Regions from separate parts of the Homo sapiens genome. Here region 2 is linked to region 1. Evidence: chromatin contacts called from ENCODE Hi-C or POLR2A ChIA-PET data. All regions are on one chromosome and are shown on one strand. The core of a region is the stretch at or near the end of the contact, and the rest is flanking DNA. Distances in the headings are between cores, read along the strand shown. Region 1 holds the start of BCAP31 (B cell receptor associated protein 31). Region 2 holds the start of FUNDC2 (FUN14 domain containing 2).

Evidence for each region. Hi-C counts contacts between places; a loop is a spot of excess contacts on that map. ChIA-PET counts read pairs that join two places held with the same protein, here RNA polymerase II (POLR2A). Pooled maps may share reads with other maps.
Region 2: a map with no recorded cell type shows a loop between it and region 1 (13-fold over the local background). The contact joins the promoter of FUNDC2 here to the promoter of BCAP31 in region 1. A Hi-C loop is called at or near these places in 2 of 37 single-sample maps with no recorded cell type and 7 of 50 pooled maps. POLR2A ChIA-PET finds 5 or more read pairs at or near these places in 1 of 52 experiments (activated CD8-positive, alpha-beta T cell).

What each region holds. Positions count from the first base shown.
Region 1 is chrX:153,722,558-153,725,636 of GRCh38, reverse strand. It overlaps BCAP31 (B cell receptor associated protein 31), which reads left to right and starts at 1,250. Exons shown (of 8, transcript NM_001256447.2): 1 at 1,250-1,303; 2 at 2,349-2,484. The coding sequence starts at 2,393. ABCD1 (ATP binding cassette subfamily D member 1) reads right to left here and starts at 781. Exons shown (of 10, transcript NM_000033.4): 1 at 1-781. The coding sequence starts at 370. RefSeq lists an enhancer at 1-161 and silencers at 622-1,581, 1,792-1,971.
Region 2 is chrX:155,025,402-155,028,480 of GRCh38, reverse strand. It overlaps FUNDC2 (FUN14 domain containing 2), which reads right to left and starts at 1,637. Exons shown (of 5, transcript NM_023934.4): 1 at 1,410-1,637. The coding sequence starts at 1,542. RefSeq lists an enhancer at 56-959 and silencers at 1,137-1,456, 1,727-1,816.

The DNA of each region.
Region 1 (3,079 bases), core at 1-2,500:
GGACGATGCAGCGGGCCAGCCTTCCGTCCAGGCGGGCCACATACACCGACAGGAAGGTGCGGCTCACCAAGGCGGCCGAGTGCAGGGCCAGCAGCCCCGTCTCCCGGCACAGGACCCGGGGGAACAGCAGCCGCAGGAGCCACAGGAGCCGCTGCAGGAATACCCGGTTCATGCCAGCTTTGGCCGCCGCGACCCCGGAGGCCTCCTGCGTGGGCTCCCCGGCGGGCGCCTGAAGACCCCTGGCCGGGGCCAGGCACTGGCGCACCAAGGGGTAGACTTTGTGGGCTCCATAGGCCGCGAGGGCCAGGAGCACGGCCGTGCGCTTCAGCGTGTTCCCCCGCCAGGGCCGGGGCCTGGAGAGCACCGGCATGTCACCTGGGCTGGCTGCCGCGTAGGGACTGGGGCTGGTGCCTGGGGCAGCAGTTGAGGCAGGTGGCTGGAAGGATTGTTGCTCTGACCCTGGGCCTGTTGTCTAGGCAACTGGAAACCTTGCGATGGCCCCTGAGACTGTCGCTTTAGGCCCCCGGGGTGGTGCTGGGGCCCCTGGTGCGGTGGGCTCAGGGCCCTCCAGGGTCGCGGCCTCTTCGGGCAGCCCAAGTGGAGGAACTTGGCTCTCCTGTCCTGTCAGTGCCCTGGCCCCTGAGGTCAGGGCCTTGAGAGGTCTCGGGCAGAGGGGGCGTCTCTTCCTCTCCACCTTCTCCTCCTCCTCCTCCCCCGGTGGCGCCCCTCCCCGGGGCACCAGGCGCGTCCGTCCGCTCCGCAGCCTGGCTGAAGCGACAGTGACTCCTCCACCGGCCCAGAATCCCCACCCACTCTTCCCCAGGGGCGAGTCGGGGGAAGGGGAGGAGGCGGAGGAGGGGCGAGGGGCGGAGTCCGGGCGCGGGAGCCCCACCCTGTTCTCGCCCCTCGGCGGGGCCCGCCCACACCCCCACCTCCCGTTCTCGCCCCTCGGCGGGGCCCCTCCCGCACCACAGAGACGTGGGACGGCCGCGCGGACTAGAGAAGCGGCCCTCGCCGGCCCGACAAAGCCCCGCCCCGCCCCGCCCGCGTGCTCGCTCCACCCCGCCCTGCTCGCCCGGAGCCCGAGGCGCCTCTTCCTCTCCCGCTCGGAGCGCCGGCCCTCCGCTCCGGGGCGGGGTGGGAAGCGGAGGTGGGCGGAGCCTCCGGGGCCTCGCGAGGGCTGGTGGGCGGTGCCCGGCGGGCGCTTCCGGTTTCCGGCCGCGGTATGAGGGGCGGGGCCGGGGCTGCTGTGGGAGAGTTCTGTTGCTGCGGCGGGGCCTGCACGTTGACTGTGGGAAACTCGGTGAGCGGGCTCCGCGCGCCGGGCTGGGCTCCGGGACCGCGGAGGCTCCCCGGCCCATCGACGAGGGAGAGAGGCGAGCGGCGCGGGGAGGCCCGGGGGCCGGGGAATCTCGGGGCCCGCAGCCTACCTGCGTGTGAGAGGCAGGGGCGAGGGGAAACCGGGCGGCGCCTCTAGAAGCTGGTCTCGGGGGCGGGGCGGGGGGCGGTGAAGCCCCACCTGGAGGAGCGGCCGGGATGGGCCTCCGGGACGGTGTGCCAGGCCGGGGCCAAGTCGGAGGCCCCTCGCTCTGGGTGGGCGCTGGGGCCCGCGAGGGCTACTGTAAGGACCCCTGGCTTCTGAGGATACTGCGTCTAGAACTTTCTCCGTATGGGGCCTTGAGGTGCTTGGTCGAGACCTGCCTTTGCGCTTGGTCCCGAATCCTGCCCTCTAGGAGTCGCTCTTGCGGGCCTCCAGCCCACCGGAGGCGAAGCGGCCCCGGGCGGAAGGCCGCTGGATCCTCGAGGGAGGTGCCGGTTTCTCTCCGCGGGCGCCGTGGGGACGGTGGGAGGCGGGGGCGTCGGCAGCGCTTGGACTAGGTGCGGCCTTGGGCCTGCCTGGTAGCGGGGATTTGGGCCCGCAGAGCGCCCGCCTCTGCGGCTGAGTTCTGCCTGGCGGGGAAGGGAGCGCCCGATGGGTGCCGAGGCGTCCTCCTCTTGGTGCCCTGGCACTGCTCTTCCCGAAGAACGCCTTTCAGTTAAACGGGCGTCGGAAATCTCGGGCTTCCTGGGGCAGGGATCGTCGGGAGAGGCCGCTCTGGACGTGTTGACACACGTGCTGGAGGGGGCAGGTAATTGACCAGCGAACGGAAGTTTGTGGGGCCTGTGAACGCTGCTGGCCAAGAGGCCCTGCCGAGTGGAGCCCTGCTTCCGCCAGCGCATCAGAGACTTTGAAGCAAAGTGCAGGGGGTCAGGGTGGAGAGTGGCGGCCCCAGCCTCGCAGGGTAACTGAACTGGATGTTCTTGGCTGCCCAGCGCTTACAAGTCCCGTACCTTTTGTGCCCTGCCAGGAAACAAGCTCACATCTTCCTGTGGGAAACCTTCTAGCAACAGGATGAGTCTGCAGTGGACTGCAGTTGCCACCTTCCTCTATGCGGAGGTCTTTGTTGTGTTGCTTCTCTGCATTCCCTTCATTTCTCCTAAAAGGTATGGCCTATGGAGCAAGCAGGCGAGTTAGGCAGGAGGGTGCCTGTGCCCTAGCCCTGGGACTGGTGTGTGCAGCTGGTGGACCCTGGAATTGGGACCCGATGGAACAGGTAGAACCTGTCTGGGGTGGGGGTGGCAGGGGTTGTGTTTGTTATTGCCAACCCTTCCCAGGGTTCTGCTTCGTCATGACTTGCTCAGTTCCTTTTCCTGTGTCCCCTGCCTTCTGGTCTTCAGAATGCCCCCGAGAGGCAGGAAGATCTATGTTACAGTTCTGGAAATGATGCCCTCCCACCCACTCTTGGTCCACGGGGTGCTGGGATGGTAGCGTGGGATTCGGAAGACTTGCACCACTGGGTCACGTTGTTGCTGATTTGGTGACTCTTGTCCTCCTAACTAGTCTCACTGGTATTGCGCAGTGGCTGCATGAACATTACTCAGCCTGTGGAGGATGAAGCCATATTCCCTTTTAATGAACAGAGGACCTGTTAAAAGTGAATTGGAGATTAATTTTAATTATGTATAATACCTGAACACATCCCTATTTAAATTACGATATTACAAATAAGGCCAAATCTCCACAGGTATTTTTAAAAGC
Region 2 (3,079 bases), core at 388-2,887, 1.3 Mb before region 1:
AATGTAACAACAAAACATTACAGTTTTAACGTAATTTGACCAAGCCCCTTAGATCAACAGGTGGCTCCACTGGGGCTGCAGTGAGCTATGATTGTGCCACTGTGCTGTAGCCTGAATGACAGATCTAGTCCCTAAAAAAGGGAGTAGGGGGGAAGGTAGATTAAATGCGAGATATTTGGTCAGTCATTGGTCAAACACTGCTAAGCACTATGACAGACAAAAGTCAGCCAATAGCTTCGTTTATGAGCCCACAAAATCAATGATCACAGTTATTATGTGATCATCACTGTGATAACAATTGAAACTCATCTTAACCTCAAAATTTCTCACAACAATTTCCTAGGTGCAAATACCTGATCAACCTATAAGAGCAGTCTGCTCTTATAAAAGTCTATAAGAGCAGTCTGCTCTTATAAAAGTCTATAAGAGCAGTCTGCTCTGCAGGAAAATACATAATTATCACATTGCACATTCCACCTTCCCAGAGTCATCTAAAATTTAGCGGCGTGCTGGTGAAATGCTTAACAGTCGGCTTTAGGCAAGGGCTGATTTGTAGTGTAGCCAATTTCCATTGCGTATTCATTCATCGTGAGCATGACATTACTGAATTGTGAAACTACTGAACCCAGAGATGGGAAGAGACGCACAGTAGAGCACCATAGTATAGTATCTCCTCCACAAAGATACAATAGATGTATAAATAACCTCAAAAGTAAAGTAACAATAAAACATGGTAAATAATAAAAGTGATGAGTTTTTAGTATTTTCACTGCCTTTGTTTTTAACATAATTTACGTAATTTTACGTTTATATGATTGAGTTTTCAATGATGGCTCTGTTTAGCAATGGGATCCCGTGAGTCAGTACTAAATTAAATACAACCTAAACATTCAAAATAGGGTAAGACGCATAACTTAAAGACGTGCTCCACTGCGAATTACACGGAATCTTTGACTATGCCGACTAAACAGAAGGCTATTCCTAAGTACCATCCCATATGTGCTAGTTTTTCAAAACCAACAATAAAGCAGTTGGGGAGGTGCCTTGTACACAGAATGACGCCACGAGGCATTTGAGATGAACGTCCAAAGGGACAAAGAAGCCAGACCGCTTCCGAGAACGGGGACAGAATGTCTTCGGGCTTCTGCGCCGGGGGCGGCGCCGGAAGGCTGGGTGAGCTCCACTGGAGACGACACCCCAGGGTGGTTAGGCCCCAGACACGCGCGTGACCTTGGCCGGACCCTGGGAGCGGCTGAGCCAGGGGCGATCCCCGAGCGCCCTCCCCGTCCCCGCGCCGCTTGGACTCCCCGGGGAGCTCGGTCGCGACTGGCGGGCGCGGAGCCCTTCCCCTTCCGGAGCCCAGGAAGGCGGCTCCCCGCGGCGCCGGCCGCGCGCGCGCCCGCCCTTACCTTGACTGGACGCGGCCATTTCGGTGAGCTTGTCTCGCGAGGACACACGTAGAGGATCTGCGCGGTAGGCCGCGGAGTGGCGCGCAGTTGTCGCCACCACTTGGCTTCCGGCACGTGGGGCAGATGTTTCCATTCCCACGGCGGCAGCGGAAGAGGGAGGGCCGGGCGCGCCGCGGCTGCTTGCAGTCTCCGCAAGCGGCTACATCACAGAGCTCAGCGTGCGGTGTCACAGGCCCCGCGGTCCCGCCCAACAGATGCACCGAGATGCGCGTGCGCAGAAAGCGTCCCGGGGGTGAGGCTCCCTCCCTCGCTCTCCCTCTACTCCCGCCCCACTCTCCCCCACTTTCCCCCCTCCACCCACCGCGGCCGTCGGGGCTCGCTCGCTCAGTACCTGGAGGCGAGTTCCTGACGCGACTGCGACTCAATCCTCGCCTGGTGAAGAATATTTTACCTATGACTCACTGAAAATAAAGACGGCTGAGTGACCGTGTTTGTTCATGTAAACATTGAACAAATATTTATCGGCTTCTGCGATGTGTCCTACTCTTTTAGTGGAGGAAGACACATTTTATTTATGTATTTAATTTTTCTTTTGAATTTTACATGCGAGTTATACTTAATAAAACTCACTTCAAAATATACCTTCAACAGAAAATCCAGCAACAGTTTCTATTATGTTAGTTAAAACAGCCAGTCTTTTCCTTTACTTTTAAAAATTATTCATAAATGTAATTAGTGAATGATAATAAACATTGACATCTGATCCACTGCTTTAGGAGTGACACAAATGAAGTTAACTCAGGCTATTTTCTTTATAATCATTGTGCTATTGTTTTCTTTTTCTTTTCAATTATACTGCTTAATATAGGATTTTGTGGCACCATAGGAGTTGAGTAAAAATAAAAGGAATAAAAATATACCTTATCTGGCCGGGCGCGGTGGCTCACGCCTGTAATTTCAGCAGTTTCGGAGGCCGAGGCGGGCGGATCACGCGGTCAGGAGATCGAGGCCATCCTGGCTAACATGGTGAAACCCCGTCTCTACTAAAAATACAAAAAATTAGCCGGGCATGGTGGCGGCCGCCTGTAGTCCCAGCTACTCGGGAGGCTGAGGCAGGAGAATGGCGTGAACCCGGGAGGCGGAGCTTGCAGTGAGCCGAGATCGCGACACTGCACTCCAGCCTGGGCGACAGAGTGAGACTGCGTCTCCAAAAAAAAAAGAAAAAATACGTTATCTATGAAGATTTCCAATTTGATTTCTATTTATCACAAATGGCCACAGTACTCCTTTGTACTTTACCACATACCATATTGTATTCAGTAATTATTTGTGAATATGTAATTGATAATATTGTAGGTTTTAGAGAATCCTTGAAAACATGAAAATTTGGTAATGGGGTCTATTTTGATTATTTATTTATTTATTTATTTATTTTATTTTTGAGACAGAGTCTCGCTCTTGTTGCCCAGGCTGGAGTGCAGTGGCGCGATCTCGGCTCACTGCAAGCTCCACCTCCCGGGTTCAAGCGATTCTCCTGCCTCAGCCTCCCAAGTAGCTGGGACTACAGGCACGTGCCACCATGCCCGGCTAATTTTTTGTATTTTTAGTAGAGGAGGAGTTTCATCTTGTTAGCTAGGATGGTCTAGATCTCCTGACCTCGTGATCTGCCC